2 separate regions of the Homo sapiens genome follow, and region 2 is linked to region 1. Evidence: chromatin loops called from intact Hi-C (ENCODE). Cell type or tissue: heart left ventricle. All regions are shown on one strand. Links, peaks and the distances in the headings refer to the core of each region. The heading gives the core; the rest is flanking DNA.

Region 1 (5,373 bases), core at 174-5,173:
CACGCCCAAGGTCACCCAGCCTCAGAGCTGGCGTTTGCAAGCTCTGTCCTTAAATCAGGGTACACACCAGGCTGCCTCCCTGAAATCAAACTGAGAAACTTAATCAGCTCAAAAGCCATTTGTTTTGAGTCCATTCCACTACTTGAAAATTCCTTATATTCCACGGGAGCCAAAATCAAATTGTCACAGAAAAACAAGCCAAGAGATTGGTATGTCCAACCACCCCGGCTGAGGCTGGGACAACACCGATTCCAGTAAATCCACTGTGATCCTTCCACCCATCCATCCATTCACCAACCTCTGGCTGATGCCCCACATGGCAGGCTCTGCTGGCTGCCAGAGACCAGAGAGGGTGAGATACCCACAAGGAGACCGCCAGGCAAACACAGGGGCAGACTGGACCCCCAGCACCTTCCATGTACAGGCTTGGCGTCCTCCAGAAATAATCAAAACCCTTTGCAGTTCAGGATCCAAAGAAGCATCAAAGGGGGGTGAAAAATGAAACAGGACCTTGCCATTGGCACCCAGGGCAAGCCCATCTTCCCCGTGAAACACTTAGTTTTCCTGATGCTGAACTGGGACTTGGCAATCCACCCCATAAGGTCCATGTGCAACACTGGACCAGTCCATTTTAGTGGATGCTCTGGCATTTCACCCAGGCCTTAGGCCCAAGATGGCAAGGGAGGGTTGAACAAAGCTTCGGGTGCCATGGGAAGCTGGGGTGGGATTTTCCCCAAGGCCTCAGCCTGAAGACCTGAGCTGCCGAGAGCAGGGACCCTGAGCATCCTATCCAATAGGACCCCACGTGCCTCTCAGAGGCCCAGGCACACAGTAAGTGCTCAATGAAGTGTTGGTGAATGAATGAATAAATGTGATTCTGGGTAAGGCAGCCCCAACCCCAACACTTTTCGGAGATGGGAGGGGTGTGACACCCCACCCCATCACCAAGTTTTTTTTTTTTTTTTTTTTGAGACGGAGTCTCACTCAGTCACCCAGGCTGGAGTGCAGTGGTGCGGTCTTGGCTCACTGCAACCTCTGCCTTCCAGGTTCAAGCAATTCTCCCACCTCAGCCTCCCAAGTAGCTGGGACTACAGGCGAATGCCACCACACCCGGCTAATTTTTGTATTTTTAGTAGAGACGGGGTTTCACTATGTTGGCCAGGCTGCTCTCGAACTCCTGACCTTGAGATCCGCCCGCCTCAGCCTCCCAAAATGCTGGGATTATAGGCATGAACCACCGTGCCCGGTCCCCATCACCAAGTTTTTTGGGACATGGACCAACAGGCACCTATACACTGAAGACTCCCACAGAGTTATATTAATATGATTGAAATATAAATAATAACAACACCAAATAGCATCAGTACTACACTGAATGCTGATCCCTGGCAGGTGCTCTGTTAAGCACTTTCTGTCATTCAAGTATTTCCTTCCATCTTCACACAGTCTTACGAGAAGTGACTATTACTATCTCTAACTTACTTATAAGAATACTGAGGCTGTACTGCTAGCAGAGCTCAGATCCGAACCCAGGTCTGACATGGAATACAATGTTTCAAGCGGAAGGAGCTTGACAAACTATAGGCCAGGAGGCTAAGGACATCAGTAGTGCAGCAGGGACCCAAGTCTCCCAACTTCCAGCCCAGGGTATGCCACTAGGGCAGCTGCTTGCAATGCTCTAAGTGAAAATGAGCCCTAAGCTCTGTAAAGTATCTCAGGAATGAGAGGATTAAGAACTCTTGGTCTTTGTGCAGCACCATCTCTTTGAAAGGGCCCTCCAAAACTCCCCTTCCCAGGGAAGAAGAGGACAAAAGGAAAAGGGAGGCGCTACTAAACTCCGTACCCAAGCTGTAGTTGAAAGCAGCCTTGAAGACAAGATGGCCCCAGGCCCAGCACGGCCAAGCCTGGAGGCCTGCGGGAAAGAAGGCTAACCGAGTTCATCTGGCTTCCTGCCTGGCACAGTCTTTCAAGCCTCAGGGTCCCACTGCCAGGCCTTTGCTCTCACTGTGTCTTCCTCCCGAATGTCCTTTCTAACGTCCGAAACTGGCCTATATCTAGGCACAGCTCACAGGCCTTGCATCCCCTGATTTTACACCACCACTGTGCAGCAGTAACATCTCCTTCTGGCCTCTGAACCCCCAAGCCTTCCTTTATATTTCAGCTCTGGACCCTCCCATTCTTTACCTTGGATGTCTTGACTTTGATCGTCTCCCTTAAAAATCTGGCCTCTGAGGTGCCTGTTGAGTGCATCTGAATGAATGACGAATGCCTGGGAAGTGGAGCTTGTATGATTCGTTTTATTAACAGGTGCACACTCCAGGAGCAGGTCTGCATACAGATCTCTCTAACAGCTGCCCTTCCTCCTCCCCAGGGCCATGACAAGTGGCACCTTACACCCTAAGTCCTAAAGGCTGAGAACCAAGTCATTCTGCTATTTCTGCTGCATCAGGCACAGGTGGGGGCTTTACAAAATGCTGTGGAAAGTAACTGACCGACATATCTACCAAGCCAGCCCAGTTATGGTTTAGCACTGTCTGAGACATCAGGCGAGGGGTTGGGGGCAAGACACCCAGAGGAGGGTCCTGCCCTCAGGAGATCTCCCAGAGGAGAGGTCAGGGAACCCTGAGGACAGGGACCTTTGGGCTTTGCTCACCCTCAATCCCCAGCATTTAAACAGCTCCTGGCACATGATAGGCACTCAACAGCCATTGGCTGAATAAATGAATTAACACTCATTGACCCAGAGGTGCTGAGCTCACCATATAAGGCAGGGTGGTGCTGAGCGCTGAGCTGGCTGCATGGTGAGTCAGAGCTTTGGAGCCCACAGGCGAGACACAGAGCGAGAGAGACTGGGGGAGGGCCAGGAGGTTTGTGGTTGACCAAAACCAAGCAAGGGGCAGCTGCCTGGGAGGCAGCATCACAAGCTGTGGTTTTCGGTATTTTTTCTGCAGAGGAATATTTGCTCAAATGAAATCACACATCGCACCCTAAATGTAGGACAGAGCTGCCGCGGCGGAGGGCAGCAGGGCTGCCAGGCTGGCCTGGCCACGTGTACCCTCGTGCCCCCAGAGACGGAGCTTCCACTCAACCAGTGCCCGTCCCCCTCTGCTCCCCTGTCCCTCTAAGGGGCTTCAGATAAGCAAGGCTGCGGTTGGTCTTCTGGGAAGGGGCCCATTTAGCGCAAAAAACCCTAAAGAGGCTCAAGAAACTCCCCTCAGCCATGAAGGAGTGGAGGTGGGGGGAAAAAGGAACAGGCCTTCCCGGCGAGTGGAGGTCTACTCAAGGCAGCCAGGCGCTGGGGTGGCTGAAATAGTGGGGCGGCCATCAGAGAGTGCAGGGACTCTTTATGAGAAAGACCTTCTGGAACAATCTTTTTGGAACGTGAAGTACCACTCTCAGATCCATCAGAGGCATGGGGGCTGTGTGTGTGTGTGTGTGTGTGTGTGTGTGTGTGTGTGTGTGAAATTTGGGCTTTCAGATACTAGATTCACTAAAAATGAGGCACTTAGAGAGAGGCCAACCCTGGTACCATAAATCACAGGAAGAATCCCAACTGGGACACATGCGACCACCTGGGTGCTTCATCGCCCCCGACTCCCAACATGACACCAGTAGGGAGAATCTGCTGCTTTGTCTGCCCAGCATTCCTTTCTCCTTTTTCTAAAAATAATGCTTGGATTTTCCCTTGCAAGTCCATCCCCTCTCATGCATTCAGGCTGACTTCCCCAACCCACGACACCTACCGACCTCACCACACCACCCCCAACCACCGACCCCCCGCCCAGCACCGACCGCCCCCACCCCAGCACCGACCAGTCCCCACAGCCCCGACCACCTCCCTCAGCACCACCCGCACCCCACCAACCCCCGCACCGACTGCCCCCCGACCAACTGACCCAGTCTGGCCAATCAGCATATCTTATCCTCCAGGTTTCAGTGATTGGGCAGAGGTGTCATGTGACCCAAGACCATCCAATAAGCCTTGACTTTGGGATTTTTGTTGGACCGCCTGGGAAAAAGAAGCTCTCCTTCCATTGGATTTGAAATGAGCAAGGCGTCAGTCTGGATCTGCAGGTGCCTGCCCTGCGGCCACATGGAGAGTGGCTACCGAGGACTGAAGCTCACAAGGAGGGAGGCAGAGGACACGGATGTGGTGAGATACGGTCCTAACAGCATCATTTGAGCCCTGGATTCAGCCCTGCCTGCCTTGAAACCAATAAATAGGCCCCAAATATATTATTTGGAATATATATATTTGGAATATATATTATTAGAAACCAATATATTAGAAACCAATTTTAAAAAGCTAATAAATGGCCTGTCTTGCTTAATCCAGTTTGAGTGTTGGCTCCCAAATGATGCAGCATCTGACCTCAGTTCAGCCTTTGCCCTCTCACCACCCACTGCAGCCAACCTTTACTTCTGACCCACCACTGGTTCTTGCTTACCTGGGCAACAGTTCCACCCTTCCCCAGTTGAGCTTGAGGGGCATGGGCCAGCAACCTGGTGGGCTAGCCTGCACCTCAGCCTTCTCAGCTGTCTGGCCCCTCCGAGGGTTATCTTCTTGGCTAATCTAGTGAGACCCCAGCAACCTTGGCTCAGATCCACTCACACTATCTGCACCCCTTACTATCCTGCCCACGGACCTTTGGTGTGATGGGAGAGACAGACACTGATGCATGAAAGAGAATGACAGGTGCCCTGCTGATGGTTACCCTTAGCAACAACAACAGCAACAACAAAAGTAGCAGAAATCCCCTTGCTGAATGAGCCTAACCTCTGTTACCTGGAGAGCCAGCGTTGAGATGTCTGCAAAAGGATTATGCTCGCGTCTCCAGAAATCAAATTCAAGGGGTTCCAGTTGCTTTGATGGTAGTGTTAGAAGCTCAGCTCACCTGAAGCTTGAGGGTGGTCCAGGAGATGCTCACCTGTGAGAGGGAAGCAGAAGCAGCCGTGATTACCTGCCCGAGCTGCGGTCTCTTCTTTCTGTTTGAAAGGCTCTCCTGGCCCTGCAGGAGGCGAAGTGATGGAACCAAGACTGCAGGAGCCTGCAGGTGAGCATCAGGATTGGGCACTCAACATCTAGATCCGACTGAAATAGCCTGGAAATAATTCTAAGACACAAAGGTATGCATGTGCCTGTGTTTGCATGTGCTGAGTAAAAATACATAAGCGTCATAACCCCTGCATCTAGCACAGTGCCCCTTGCAGAAGGGAGAGGAGGTTCAGCAAATGTTTCATGATTTGCTTTTATGTAAAACATAATTTGTGTGTCTGAGTGCAAGGCAAGTCCATGAGTCCAAGCAGATTGGAGAGAAGTTTCTTCCTCGTGTGAAAATGCATTCCTGGGATGCTCCATGCCGCCAGACCAAT
Region 2 (5,373 bases), core at 276-5,275, 65 kb after region 1:
CACAGGTATTTAGTCCTGACACTGAGCTGAGGGCTCAGTTGAGATGTAAGTGAGGCAGAAGAGGCTCCAACCCCAGATCCGCCAGATCCCCCAGCTCTGGGGCCTCTGGCAATACCTTTCACTTCTTTGAACCTCAGTTTCTCCATCATCAAAATGGGTCCTCTAATACCTGCACAGTCATCCTGAAGACTGTGGTCTGAATGTATGTTGTGAATCTTAAAGCACGTGCCCTGGGGAGAGGCTGTTCTAGTGGCAGAGAGTACCTGGCTCAATAAGTACTTGCCAGGCTGGGCGCAGTGGCTCACACCTGTAACCCCAGCAGTTTGGGAGGCCGAGGCAGGTGGATTACCTGAGGTCAGAAGTTTGAGACCAGCCTGGCCAACATGGCGAAACCCTGTCTCTACTAAAAATACAAAAAAAAAAAAAAAAAAAAAACACAAAAAATTAGCCGGGTGTGGTGGTGTGCACCTGTAATCACAGCTACTCGGGAGGCTGAGACACAAGAATCGCTTGAACCCAGGAGGCAGAGATTGCAGTGAGCCAAGATCGTGCCACTGCACTCCAGACTGGGTGACAGAACGAGACTCCGTCTCAATAAATAAATAAATACTTGCCAAGCATTCTAATAAATGCATGGGTTGTTAAGAGCAGCTCTGAAGGCAGTCTGCCTGGGTTCAAATCCTGGCTCTGCCACTTCCTGACTGTAACCCTGGGAATGGGTCATCACTCCTCATGCCTCAGTTTCCTCTTTCGTAGAAAGGGAAAATAGTAGCACCTACCTCATGGGTTGCTGTGACCACAGAAATCATCGCTGACACATAATAAACACCCAATCGATGTGCCCCACGCAATAGGCCTGGGAGGGTCATCCTTCTAGTCCCTCCACCACAGTGCCCTCTTCCACTGGGAGCTACTGCCCGCTCATTGACGTTCTCCCTTACTTGGAGGGCTAACAGATGTTTGTGGAATTGAAATGCAGTTGAATGGGGGCTGAGAAGAGCTGAGTGAAGAATGAACTTGCTAATCTAATAAAACTTTTAAATCCGAGGTTGGCATGGTGTCGTGGGTGTGTCGTTTGGACCAAGGTATAGGGTGTGCAAGGGCAGTGGCCGCTCCGAAGTTGGGGTGGGGTGCGGGACAGGCTCCTTAGGCAGACAAAAACCCTCTCCCCATGAGACCAGTTTAGTCTGGTTTTCCAAGGGGACGAGGGTTCAAGAAGGTCTCGGGCAAGGCTGAGGAATGTTGGACAGGCCCCCTGGGGAGGGGGCAGGAGAAGCCCACAGTTTCACAAGAGTTCCATTGTGTCCTCTCTGCACCGATGGCCCCCACAGTGGCCCACTCTCTGGGGAGCTCCCAGAGGAACAAAAAACAAGGGAGGGCAAGGGTGAGGAGGGGGCGGCACTGCCTGGGAGGGGGTGGGGTGCAGAGCATGACACAAAAAGTCACAAAGGCGGGGTGGGGGTGGGGATAAGTCCCATGAGATGAAGCTTCACTGCCCTGGGTCCCCTAGTTGGCCTCAGTCTCACCAGATTCAATAAAGAAGGACTTGGAAGACAAGAAAAACAAAAGACAGTCAAGCCTGGACAGGGCTGAATACAACTCCTTTATCTATCTTCATATCCCTGAAATGCACAAACTGGAAACTCTAAACCCTCCCTCTCTATTTCTTTTGGATGTGGCTGTGCCTGGCAGAGCTTCCTCACTCTAGCCTGAGCTCCTGACCAAAATTATACCAGTTTCCTGTTTAAAACTCTCCAATTCCATGGGTTTCTAATATACTCAGCATCAGTTCCAGGAAGGCCAAGGGGAGGGCAGGGGGTGAGGGCTGCCCAGGGGGGTCCAGACTGAAGCTAGCAATGCAAACACCAAATTTGGGGCCCCCAGAGTGGCTTAGCCATGGTCTGGGCCAGATGGGGGAGGCTACCAAGTCCCTCACAGGACAGGGCAGTGGTTAAGCTTGGGGGAAGGAATGCACTGGAGCTTTTCTGTGACTACATCTGGCTCTGCTACTTTCCAGCTGTGTGACCTTGGACAAGCGACTTAATCCTCCAAGTCTTGCTTTCCCCGTCTTTCCCTGTCTGTGAAATGAGGATGGTGATGACAGTACCCACATCACAGGGCTGCTGTGAGCCTTACATGAAAGACGCAGGAAAGCTGCTCACCACATTGCTCGGGAGTTTAAGGATTGAGTAAGTGAAGCTGCTATTATGATGCTAATGATGGTACCATCTTCAGAATAATCCTCAACAGCAGATAGTGATTTCCTAAGAGCTGAGTGTGGGAGGGCACGGGCCTCTCTGACCCTCTTCAGGGACGGCCAGCCACTGAGCACACAGGAGGGAGGCTGGCCTGAAGAGCCTTTCTAGAAGTGTGTTCAGATGTTAATAACCTCAGCAACAAAAAAAGGCACTGTGGTCCATGAAGTCTGGGAAATGCTGGCTTACCCCAAGTTAAACAGGCTCCTTTGTGCAGGACTTATCAGAGCCTTTATTTGACCCAACAAGCGTCTTGACTCTCTAGAAATGGAGGCAGAGTACACACTCGTTCCTAAACTTCTCTGCTGAGCAACTGTTTAGGGCCAAGCATTAGTGCTCTATGTCACCCACTTAGAGAAAGGCCAGAGGTCGCTTCACCTGAGGCAGGGGAGTGTTAATTCCTCCCAAATTTTTCACTTTCATGCCTTTAGGAGCTCCTTCCCCTCCCCCATTCACATGTGCTCTTGACAAACCAGTCCTGAGAATCTCATCCCGTCAGTGCCTTTGCTAGACACAAGGATAACAAAATGATGAATGTGGCACAGAACTGGTCCTTAAGAATCTTTGAGTCTCACCAAGGAGGCGTTCACTGTAGGTGTGTTTGCTCCCGTCCCCATTTTCATTAATGGCAGGACTTGGCTCCCAGGTGCTCAGGCACAGAATCCATTCATCAGTCTCCATACTCCTCCCCACCCCGCCATCATCCCTCACATCGCTCAGAAAGTCCCACCAGATCTATCCTATAAATAATAATGATGGGTACCGTGGCCCCCACCAAAGCCTTTCCCCTCTCATTCCCTCACCCACTCACCTGGCCTCTCAGCCTCTTCTATTCCCTAACACCCACCTCATCAGGCTACAGTGGGGGCTCAAATGTCCAGAGTCTGGTTTGTGAACTCACTGGCCACGTGACTTTTAGGGGCGTCAACTTCTTGGAACCTCTCGGTTCTCATCTGTAAAATGGGCAGAAAGAGTCTTTGCTTTGTCTGCCTCCTGGGTTGTGAGAAATCAGATAAGCCAAGGGTCCAACCTACTCAACAGACATGAGGGGTTGTTACTACGGATTTCTTGTGGCATCAATGAGTCACTCCTCCTAGGAACATCCAGAATATGGAAGGTGATGCTTATCTCCAAAGGAAAAAATCTCCACAGGTAGGATTTCAGGTCCTGTAATACCTGAAGTTGGGTGAGGATGCTACTCAGAGTCAGGACAATGTTCTCAGAACCCTCAAAGCCAATACCATAGGAAACCCACCAGCCATGGCCTTCAAGAAGCCACAGTTCTGAACATACCCTCTAAACCAGTGTCTCAACGTGGGTGATCATTTGCTTGAGAAAGTCCTTGCAGACTCAGGTCTGGGGGCTGGGAATATGCATGAGAATAGATACCTACACACCCTGCTCCAGCCAGAGCAGAAGCCTAGAGGACAGACAGAGGGTGGGTAGGCTCAGGCTGGCCCGGGCTCAGCAGGTCTGTATTTTGGTTGTTGCTGTGTGACTGAGGCTATCCTTGTCCTTCTCAGGTCATTAGTTCCCTAGTACATAAAACAAGGATAGGGGGAGACCTGTAGTCACCAACATTCTCCCTACTTTGACATGCTGGGTTCCATTCTGGGCGCTATGTGCAGGCAAAACCCGGAGAGGTGTTGCCTCTCCAAGGAGAAGAAACCCAGCTGGAAACAGGGACGATGACTCCACCAGTCCCCATGACCGACCCTGAGCTCCAGGTTCTTGCTTTTATCTCCACCGTGTGAAGGGAGAATAATTCTTCCATGGCAATGGAGGAACCCACAGGAGTGGGGCTAAGGCTGGGGCAGAGGACCCTGCCATCCATTTCCCATGAATCAGCAAAAACATCGTAAAAACTGAAAACCAATCTCCCACTGCCATGGCTTCTCCACTGCACAAAACATACACCTCAGGTCGCTTGCCAGTGAACTCTAAATAATGATCATAAATAATTAAAATGAAATTACAGTTGTCAAAATAAATTAGCAAAGAACCAGGAGCCTCCATTTTCTCCTCCTCCTTGCCATTCTGTGACATCTCAGCTTGTTGTTCTTTAAAAGCAGATGTGGGCAAAGCGTCTCCTGAACACTGGGGCAAATGAGTGAGATGCAGTCATGATGTGGCATGGAAAGGGCAACGGAGGGACCACAGGAAGGCCAGAGGGCACAAAAAAGGAATAGAAAGTGCATTCACAGCCATGGCTCACCCCTGAGGTTTGGGACAGGTAGTGACAGTGACAGGCTGTGTCTGCAGGCTACAGCTCCACATTTAGCAGGCCTGGGAGCAGGGAGCCCTGGCTAGTCCCAGATCACCCCAAAGCCTCCAAAGGTCCTTGGTGCCAGCCGGCAGTGGGCTCAGGGCACAATGCATCTCATGCCTGTACACCCCAAGGTCCCAAACCACATGGAAGCCAGTCAGGTTCTGAGAGGTCAAGACTCCAGCGGGGTCTGGTGAATGAAATGTATCCTTTCTTCCGGCTCCTGGGGCAGAAAATGGGGTCTGGGCCCCAGAAGCTTAGACAATCAGAAGCGGCAGGAGTAAGGGTGTGGCAGTGAGAGGGTGTGAACTCATCCCTGGAAGTCCAGTGCATGCCTGATCCTCACACCTGTGTGTCAGGCTGGCCACCGCCAGAACTCGCTTGGACTATTGCAGTAGCCTCCCAGCTGGTTTCCTGTACCCCCACTGCCCTACTGCTTGGATGAGTGGAGGTAGGATACCATCATGACCACTTTGCAGATGAGGAAGCTGAGCTTTAGAGAAATCATCTGGCTTACCATGACTGGGGCAGGCAGTGGGACCTTGGATCTGAACCCAGGCAGGGAAGCTCCAGGGCAGGCATCTTAAACATCGCCTCATGCCAACATCAGGACCAGGGGATGAGGCAGCAGCCCTTGGATGATGTCAAACCCTTCCATGCTGGAGTGGGCCAGTGAGGGAAGAGTGGTCCCAGGAAGAGAAGCAGCTGGCGTGAGGACCGGAACTGGCCCAGCTTGTTGAAGGAGCCCAGGTGGTAAGGATGAGGCTGGCAGGAGCCAGCCACAATAAGGAACTTAGATCTGACTCTAGGTATGATGGGAAGACCCCGGGGGTGGGGGTGGGGGTGGGGGTT

Evidence for each region. A loop is a pair of places that touch in the nucleus more often than their neighbours do. Peaks named below come from ENCODE experiments on the same cell type or tissue, not always from the same donor. Only the 100,000 strongest peaks of a DNase experiment are listed, where the experiment ranks them.
Region 2: a loop joins it to region 1, with 2.6 times the contacts of the local background. A loop is called at or near these places in 7 of 110 quality-filtered maps.

Annotation. Positions count from the first base shown.
Region 1 is chr11:44,859,883-44,865,255 of GRCh38, reverse strand. It overlaps TSPAN18 (tetraspanin 18), which reads right to left. Exons shown (of 10, transcript NM_130783.5): 3 at 4,787-4,928. Among named protein-coding and RNA genes, the nearest start is that of TP53I11, 88 kb to the left of the region's middle. RefSeq lists enhancers at 2,353-2,402, 2,503-3,130, 3,131-3,758. In heart left ventricle, for the core only: no CTCF peak of the experiment used is centred there; DNase peaks (open chromatin) are centred at 2,835 and 3,040; H3K27ac peaks cover 1,237 bases.
Region 2 is chr11:44,795,069-44,800,441 of GRCh38, reverse strand. The region is part of intron 2 of TSPAN18 (tetraspanin 18); the gene reads right to left. Among named protein-coding and RNA genes, the nearest start is that of TSPAN18-AS1, 61 kb to the right of the region's middle. RefSeq lists enhancers at 1,859-2,537, 4,224-5,140. In heart left ventricle, for the core only: no CTCF peak of the experiment used is centred there; no DNase peak of the experiment used is centred there.